Regions from separate parts of the Homo sapiens genome. Here regions 1 and 3 are each linked to region 2. The links are chromatin contacts, found by Hi-C or POLR2A ChIA-PET in ENCODE. All regions are on one chromosome and are shown on one strand. The core of a region is the stretch at or near the end of the contact, and the rest is flanking DNA. Distances in the headings are between cores, read along the strand shown. Region 1 has its middle 20 kb from the start of TNS3. Region 2 overlaps TNS3 (tensin 3). Region 3 overlaps LINC01447 (long intergenic non-protein coding RNA 1447).

Evidence for each region. Hi-C counts contacts between places; a loop is a spot of excess contacts on that map. ChIA-PET counts read pairs that join two places held with the same protein, here RNA polymerase II (POLR2A). Pooled maps may share reads with other maps.
Region 1: a loop to region 2 is called in a map of GM18951, with 4 times the contacts of the local background. The contact joins two enhancer-like sites. A Hi-C loop is called at or near these places in 2 of 168 maps with a recorded cell type or tissue (GM18951 and PC-3) and 4 of 50 pooled maps. POLR2A ChIA-PET finds 5 or more read pairs at or near these places in 3 of 52 experiments (HEK293, PC-3 and PC-9).
Region 3: a pooled map shows a loop between it and region 2 (2.8-fold over the local background). The contact joins two enhancer-like sites. A Hi-C loop is called at or near these places in 1 of 168 maps with a recorded cell type or tissue (transverse colon) and 4 of 50 pooled maps. POLR2A ChIA-PET finds 5 or more read pairs at or near these places in 1 of 52 experiments (activated CD4-positive, alpha-beta T cell).

Annotation. Positions count from the first base shown.
Region 1 is chr7:47,600,485-47,603,233 of GRCh38, forward strand. No RefSeq gene overlaps it. Among named protein-coding and RNA genes, the nearest start is that of TNS3, 20 kb to the left of the region's middle. RefSeq lists an enhancer at 577-666. Within about 2 kb of position 1,272, at least 12 of the 41 ENCODE cell types and tissues checked have a DNase peak (open chromatin) inside an H3K27ac peak, as active enhancers do.
Region 2 is chr7:47,443,557-47,446,387 of GRCh38, forward strand. All of the region lies in intron 4 of TNS3 (tensin 3), which reads right to left. Among named protein-coding and RNA genes, the nearest start is that of SNORD151, 20 kb to the right of the region's middle. Within about 2 kb of position 1,320, at least 2 of the 41 ENCODE cell types and tissues checked have a DNase peak (open chromatin) inside an H3K27ac peak, as active enhancers do.
Region 3 is chr7:47,626,434-47,629,170 of GRCh38, forward strand. It overlaps LINC01447 (long intergenic non-protein coding RNA 1447), which reads left to right. Exons shown (of 4, transcript NR_108090.1): 3 at 828-1,369; 4 at 2,264-2,737. Among named protein-coding and RNA genes, the nearest start is that of LINC01447, 5.9 kb to the left of the region's middle. RefSeq lists an enhancer at 1-87. Within about 2 kb of position 1,323, at least 2 of the 41 ENCODE cell types and tissues checked have a DNase peak (open chromatin) inside an H3K27ac peak, as active enhancers do.

The DNA.
Region 1 (2,749 bases), core at 22-2,521, 160 kb after region 2:
CCCTCTGGCTCCCCTGTCTGCTGAGAGCTACTTCCACTCAATAAAACCTTGCACTCATTCTGCAAGCCCATGTGTGATCTGATTCTTCTAGTACACCAAGGCAAGAAACCCAGGGATACAGAAAGCCCTCTGTCCTTGAGACAAGGTAGACGGTCTAATTGAGCTGACTAACACAAGCTGCCTATGGATGGCAAACTAAAAGATCACCCTGTAACACACGCCCACTGGGGCTTCAGAAGTTGTAAACATTCACCCCTAGACACTGCCATGGCATCAGAGCCCCACAACCTGCCTGTCTGTATGCTCCCCTAGAGGTGTGAGCAGGGGGGCACCAAAGAAGTGAGCCACATCCCCATCACATGCCCTGTGAAGAGGACAAGGGAACTTTTCCCGTTTCAACTGCATTACAGCAACATAATGAGATACTGTCTCTTTAAAAAAGTCTGAAAACCACTAATCTACGGTTCTATTGGCGTGATTCACAGCTGAGAAAACTGGGGCTGCAGGACAGGGTGCTGAGCCAAGACGGGCACTGAGTTCTTTCTCCGGGTCAGAGCAAGCTCCTTCCTCCTCCACCAGTGTCTTTTCTCCTGACTTGTTTTCTGACCATTCACCCTGGGTTCAGCTTGGAGCAGGGCCTGTGTATTTACTGCTGAGGCCACATTAACTCTTAGCAATGATTAAATTTTGACATCTCAAAACCACACTTCCGAATGTCCCCTTCAGAGGGATGCAATGATAACTCCTGCAGACCTTCAGCAAAGGGATATTACTTTTGTGCCCCCTTGGTCCCAGTGTAAAAGTGTTGACTGAAATTAAAAAGGGGAAGTGGTTGTAATTCACCAGGGCCTTTCCTCTTAAGTGGGTCTTGACTTTAATTTCCACCCTCAAGGTGAAGGGCAGAAGGTTTCTCTGCAATTTCACATTAGTTTAACAAATGGTTTAATGAGCACTAAAATCAGTGCTACCCTATGTTGCCCAACCCCAGGAAGAGTGATTCACATTGAATAGAATGTGGATGCTGCCTGTCCCTGGGATGGTGGGGTTCACAGCTTTGCCTAAGAAATCTGTTCAGTGTGTACATTAACACAATGCACGGGGGGAAGGTGATTCACACCAATTCATGGGGGAAGGTGATTCACACCAATGCATTGGGGAAGACATCAACCAGGGGAGGAGACGGCCACATAAGGAAAGAAGCATATTGTGATATGGAAGGTAAAACAGAGGTGCAGGGTGGCCTGGAGGAGGAAATGACTGACACTGAGAGGGGTTTAGGGATGTCCTCATGGAGATGGTGACATCTGAGCTGCATTTTGAGACCTCTGCCGAAATCAGTCATGTCACACTGTGTGATTCAGAGCCACCTGTGTGATTCAGAAGCAGCTGGTGAAAAACACCGTGAAGCTTCCCACTATGGAGAGACCCTCTGACGACAAACTCAGGCCCAACTGATGGCAGATCCTGCTCAGCACACATTTGACAAAGCAAAGTTCACCTTGTTAGAAGTTGACACCCCCCACCTGCTCCTGTGCAGAGGTCCTGCATTCTTACACCCTGGCCAGAAGAGGTGTCAGAGTGGGGCATGGACTCTGTAAGCTGCAAAAGAAGCTGCCTGGGAGGAGTCAGGCTGGAGGTCAGCTTCTACTTTAAATTCTCTATGGGACACTGGTAAAACTACAGCCAGGATTCAATTCCAAGAAGGTTATCAGAGAGACAATCCAAGGTTTAGGTGCAAAGATGTTCAGGGCAGCATTGTTTATAATTATGAGAAATATAACAATCAGAAAACATTTCCTGAGGACACTATGGTCAGGGAGCAGTTTCTGTGTTTTAAAGGAATAGCCTGCTGTGGTTTTGAATAGTTGTGTCCCCTCTAAAACTCATGTTGAAACGTAATCCCCAATGCAACAGTGTTAAGAGGTGTGGCCTAATTAGGAGGTGATTGAGTCATGAAGGCTCTGACAACCTGATGGGATTAGATGCCCTTAGGAAAAGCCCTGGTGGAGGGAGTAAGTTCCCTGGTTGGCCCCTTTGGTTCCTCCCACCTTGTAAGGACACCATGTTCCTCCCCTTGGTCGTATGCAGCAATAAGACACCATTTTGGAAGAGCAGACCAGGCTGTCCCCAGGCACTGAACCTGCTGCGACCTTAATCTTGGACTTTTCAGCCTCTAGAACTGTTGATAAAATACATTTCTGCTCTTTATAAATTATTCAGTCTCTGGTTTCTTGTTATAGCAGCACAAACAGTCAAAGACATAGCCTATTGAGACAGGAATTATAATTGTTCCCATTTCCCAGGCAGCAAAACAGGAACTCTAAGAGGGCAGGTTTGAACTCAACCTGCATGGGATTGGCAAGGTGAAAATGATGGCTTCAGGCCGGGAGCAGTGGCTCACGCCTGTAATCACAACAATTTGGGAGGCCAAGGTGGGCGGATCACCTGAGGTTAGGAATTCGAGACTAGCCTGGCCAACATGGTGAAACCCCTTCTCTACTAAAAAAAAAAAAAAAAAAAAATACAAAGATTAGCCGGGCATGGTAGTGCACACCTGTAGTCCCAGCTACTCAGGAGGCTGAGACAGGAGAATCTCTTGAACCCTGGAGGGGGAGGTTGCAGTGAGCAGAGATCGTGCCACTGCACTCCAGCTTGGGCGACAGAGCGATAATCTGTCTCAGGAAAAAATAAATAAAATAAAATGATGGCTTCAAAAAATTTTCTTAGAAGATTTTGCTCAAACAATCTA
Region 2 (2,831 bases), core at 70-2,569:
TTTTTAAAGTTTTGATGAAATATAAACAGATGCAAGATTTCAGAGGACAACTTGTCAGTGTGTATAAAAAGTATTTAGAATACGGCCGGGCACAGTGGCTCACACCTGTAATCCCAGCACTTTGAGAGGCCGAGGCGGGCAGATCACTTGAAGCCAGGAGTTCAAGACCACCCTGGCCAACATGGTGAAACCACGTCTCTACTAAAAATACAAAAATTAGCCTGCGTGGTGGCGCACACCTGTAATCCTAGCTACTCGGGAGGCTGAGGCACAAGAATCACTTGAACCTGGGAGGAGGAGGTTGCAGTGAGCCAAGATCGTGCCACTGCACTCCAGCCTGGGCAACAGAGCAAGACTCTGTCCCAAACAAATAAACAACAAAAAAAAAGTATTTAGAATACAATCCCAGAGTAAACTGAATGCACTAAAATGAAGTCTCCGAAAAGGTAAGGAAATGATACATCAAAAACCCGTTTAGGTTAATTCATACAATCTGTACATGTAACACTCAAATTCAAGCAGCTCAGATGCAATCCTAATAGAGCCAATCTCATTATGGGGAAACTCAGCTTAACCAGGGTCCCATTTAATTCAAAAAAGTATTCAATAAGCCAACATCTCAGGGGAGAACAGCAAGGAGTTTGATCGACCATGGTCCTGGGTCTTACATGAACCCACCAGGATCTGACTATATGTGTCCCACATCTTCACCAGACCACGCATCCAAAATACAGTGACTCCCATTGCAATGCCATGCTGGAGTACACTGGCCCAGTTCCTACAAGTGGGCTGTCGCTTCAGACCCTATGTCACGCTTATCATTTGACCGTGAAAGACTGGCACGCAACTTAACATATAAACAGCATTATATAACTCATGGGGCAAAACTATTTAACTCTCACATGACACATCATTCCAAGATGACAACCACACAAATACGTGACTGCTCACTGCCGGCACCAACGTGATGGGGTAGGAGTGTCACCGTCCCTCAGGCGGGGCCCTGACGGCAGGAGGGAAGGAGGGAAGGGTCCCAGAAGGCATGAGGACTCTGCTGTCCCTGACGGAACCCAGGGCCCATTTCCTCAGCTGCAGAGTGAGAAGGGCAGGTCAGACAGACCCACGGGATCTTCTCAATCCAATAGTCTCTGAATCCAATTCAGCATTATAGGCCTCGATACAGTAACTCCAATGTTCAAACCCCGAAACCATACAAATTGCAACCACTGCCAAAAAAACAAACAAAAAAAACCTTTTAAACCAATAGTTATATAATTTCTAAGGTCAAGGCCAATGGAGGAAACTGTAATCTGTGCTATCACCACAGGGAGGCCCCAGCACCTGAGCTGGTGAAAAGTCAGAAAGTGTTGAATTGCACAAAGTTGCTTACATGAAGTGTTCGGAAATGCAGGGTTCCTGTAAAGTGTCCCAGCATTGCCCAGAGACACCCCTTCCTTAACCTCTGTATTGGGAAGAGGGGCAGGAAGGAGGAATTCAGCCCGTCCCCCAACATACCCAATTTTCTATGTAAGTCTACATCCACTTAAAATCGAGGCGAGAAACCCAGCACAGCTCAGGGCCACCCTCCAAAAACACAGACAGCTTGACACCCACTCAAATCCCCAGCCCCAGACCCGCATCTGTCCACCTCATGCCTCCAGATGTGCAAACACAGGTCTGGCCACCTCCAAGGCATGTGGTGCTCAGCAGCTTCCATAGCACAACCCTGAAGAGCATTGCACGGAGCCCAGCAGAAACCCCAGTAAGCAGACATCACCACCCCTATGTTACATGTTACAGGTTGGTAACATAGGGATGGTGATGAGGAAATGAGGATTTGGTGGGCGGACGTGTTGGAATCCCACAGTTAAGCTGCAGTAGCACCTTCTGACACCAAAACTCTGTTCTCCTTCCATCTCCTGGCTTTCAGGTGGTCCACACCCTCTCCTGCACAGGCTGCCCCTGAATCACATGAACATCAGTGAGGATAAAAGACTCTTGCTTGGGGGAGCTGTTCTAGCCCCGTGCCAAAAAGGGCAGAGAAACTATGGCCCTTCCATCACTTCCAAGTCAGCGTCTGAGATCTCATGTGACTAAAATCCCCCTGAATCATTCAGGGGTTAAATCTGGAACCAAGTAGAGGACATGCCTATGACAGGTCCCCCTGACACACTGGGGTAGAACCCCCTCAGCTGCTTTGACTTGGACTAAAATGAGAACCAGGCCCCATACTGAACTGGAACTGCCGCCAAGAGTTTCTGAAATACTGTGCTTGTCAAGAGGAGACTCAGGGATACAATGTCACTGTAAGTCTTTATTTGAAAGTAAACAATACACCTACACTTGGGTTGCACAAATCTAAACCCTGTGTGTGCACCATAATGCATTTCATGACTGAAGGATGACTGAGAAACTAACTTGCTATAGGTTATATTAAACCTGGCTCCTGAGAAACCCGAAATCCTAACCTCATATAAGGTTTAAAAAACTCTCTCTACTTGTAGGCACCAGTCCTGCAAATCTGTGTTGCAAACTCACTCTCTAGGTGTTTTTTTCTTTTGTTTTGTTTTGTTTTGAGATAGAGTCTTGCTGTTGCACAGGCTGGAGTGCAGTGGCACGATCTCAGCTCACTGCAAGCTCCACCTCCCAGGTTCATGCCATTCTCCTGCCTCAGCCTCCCAAGTAGCTGGGACTACAGGTGCCTGCTACCATGCCCAGCTAATTTTTTTGTATTTTTAATAGAGGCAAGGTTCCACTCTCTAGGTGTTTTGAAAAGAGAGCTGCCTGCTCACGTCCTCAGAAGCCTTCCCAAGCTGTGGTTTCCTTGTGGA
Region 3 (2,737 bases), core at 73-2,572, 180 kb after region 2:
GAAAAGCAAGATAGGAAGCAGTGATTGAAAGGAAGCCTTCAAAATACAATTCCTCTTTACGCTCCACTGAGTCATGACAGCACAGTGTTAAGACCGAGGGCCCCATGGATTTGAATCCTTGCTCTATTCTGCTCCAGGTAAGGGACATGGGCAAGTTGCCTACTCTCTTCAGCAAACACCCAGGGCCCCACATTCAATATGGCCACATTAATATCCACATTTTATGAGTGCTGTAATAATTAAATGCAATAATGCAGGGCACGAGGCCCACACACAATACTGCATTTCACTGAAACTAGACTGTGCTATTGGAAAAACGCCTCCTAATTTTAGAGGTGTTCAAATGTGAAAAAATAGTGTGTCTTTGAAATCCATGAAATATAGCAAGAGCTTGGTAAGTTTAAGGTATGAGGTCATTATTTCACTCCATATACAGTCTCTTTTTTTTCTGAAAAATTAGTTGTGGTGGACTTAAATGTAGGTCCATGACTTTTTTTTTTTTTTTTTTTTGAGATGGAGTCTCGCTCTGTAGCCCAGGCTGGGGTACAGTGGCTCGATCTCGGCTCACTGCAAGCTCCGCCTCCCAGGTTCATGCCATTCTCCTGCCTCAGCCTCCTGAGTAGCTGGCACTACAGGCGCCTGCCACCACGCCTGGCTAATTTTTTTGTATTTTTAGTAGGGACGGGGTTTCACCATGTTAACCAGGATGGTCTCCATCTCCTGACCTCGTGATCCTCCCGCCTTGGCCTCCCAAAGTGCTGGGATTACAGGCGTGAGCCACCGTGCCCGGCCAGGCCCATGACTTCTTTGTTATTCCCTCATTAAAGGTTGGAAGCTGATTCCCCTTGCCTGAGTCCGGGCTGTGTTTGGCGATACTTGTAAAGAATGGAATCTGGCTGAGGTGGAGGTGTGTGACTTTGAGGACTAGGTCCAAAGAAGGCATTGTGGTTTCCATCTTGACTGCTCTTTCCCTTGGATAGCTGACTCTTAGGGAAGCCACATGCCACACCATGAGCAGCTCTGCGGAGAGACCCATGCAGCAAGGAAATGAGGCTTCCAGTCAAGAGCTGCATGACTGAATGAACTTGTTACCAAAACACCAGGGGTTTGGTCCAGGTCCTTCTGCTCACCGCATGGAAAGCTCATCACTGAGATGACAAGTATTGCCAAGGAAGGATTTAATCAGGTGCTGCAACCGAGGAGATGGGAGCTCAGTCTCAAATCCATCTTGCTGACCTACTAAAACGAGGGATTTGTATAGCAGGGAAGAAATGAAACAATGTGTAAGAAAACAGCAACTAGGGAGGGGCACGGAAGCAATCATGATGAATGAGGGGGCAGCATCTCATTGTCTGAATGCGGTGATCTGGTGAGTTTCAGTTCTTTGGTACTTTTCTTGAGAGGCCTGAAGTTAGTTTCCTGAGGAAGGAACTCAAGTAAAACAAATGTAAATTTCAAGCCAGAAGGGTGAATTTCTATGTTTATCCGAAAAACTGTCTATGGGACTATTGGGTCAGTTTCAAACTTGGAAGCAATTCTCCAGCCCCAGTTGAGGCTTTAGAGAAGTCAGTGCCAGCCCACAGCCTGACTGCAACCCCTGGAGAGAATCTGAGCTGGAACCACCCAGCTAAGCCTGGTCTGAGTTTCTGCCCCACTGAAACCAAATAATACATTTGGTTGCTTTCAGCTCCTAAGTGACAGGGACACTTAACCGTCATGAGGCAATGTATAACTGATACCCTACTCTACATGAAAAAATCCCATAAATACAGAGTCACGTGCTGCATAATGACTTTTCAGTCAATGATGGACTGCATCAATAATGGTGGTCCCATAATATAATGGAGCTGAAAAACTCCTATTGAGAGGTGACAGTGTGCTGGTAGTCCTCAGAGCCCTCGCTTACTCTTGGCACCTCCTCTGCCTGGGCTCCCACTTTGGCAGCATTTGAGGAGCCCTTCAGCCCACCACTGCACTGTGGGAGCCCCTTTCTGGGCTGGCCAAGGCTGGAGCCCACTCCCTCAGCTTGCAGGGAGGTGTGGAGGGAGAGGCGCGAGCGGGAACCGGGGCTGCGTGCAGCGCTTGCTGGCCAGCTGGAGTTCCGGGTGGGCGTGGGCTTGGCGGGCCCCGCACCCGGAGCAGCCGGCCGGCCCTGCTGGCCCCGGGCAATGAGGGACTTAGCACCCGGGCCAGCGGCTGCGGAGGGTGTACTGGGTCCCCCAGCAGTGCCAGCCCACCAGAGCTGCACTCGATTTCTCGCCAGGCCTTAGCTGCCTTCCCGCGGGGCAGGCCTCGGGACTGCAGCCCACCATGCCTGAGCCTTCCCCCTCCTCCGTGGATTCCTGTGCAGCCGGAGCCTCCCCGACGAGCGCCACCCCCTGCTCCATGGCGCCCAGTCCCATCGACCGCCTAAGGGCTGAAGAGTGCGGGCGCAAGGCACCGGGACTGGCAGGCAGCTCCACCTGCAGCCCCGGTGCGGGATCCACTGGGTGAAGCCAGCTGGACTCCTGAGTCTGGTGGGGCCTTGGAGAACTTTTATGTCTAGCTCAGGGATTGTAAATACACCGATCGGTACTCTGTATCTAGCTCAAGGTTTGTAAACACACCAATCAGCACCCTGTGTCTAGCTCAAGGTTTGTGAGTGCACCAATCGACACTCTGTATCTAGCTGCTCTGGTGGGGCCTTAGAGAACCTTTGCGTGGATACTCTGTATCTAACTAATCTGATAGGGACGTG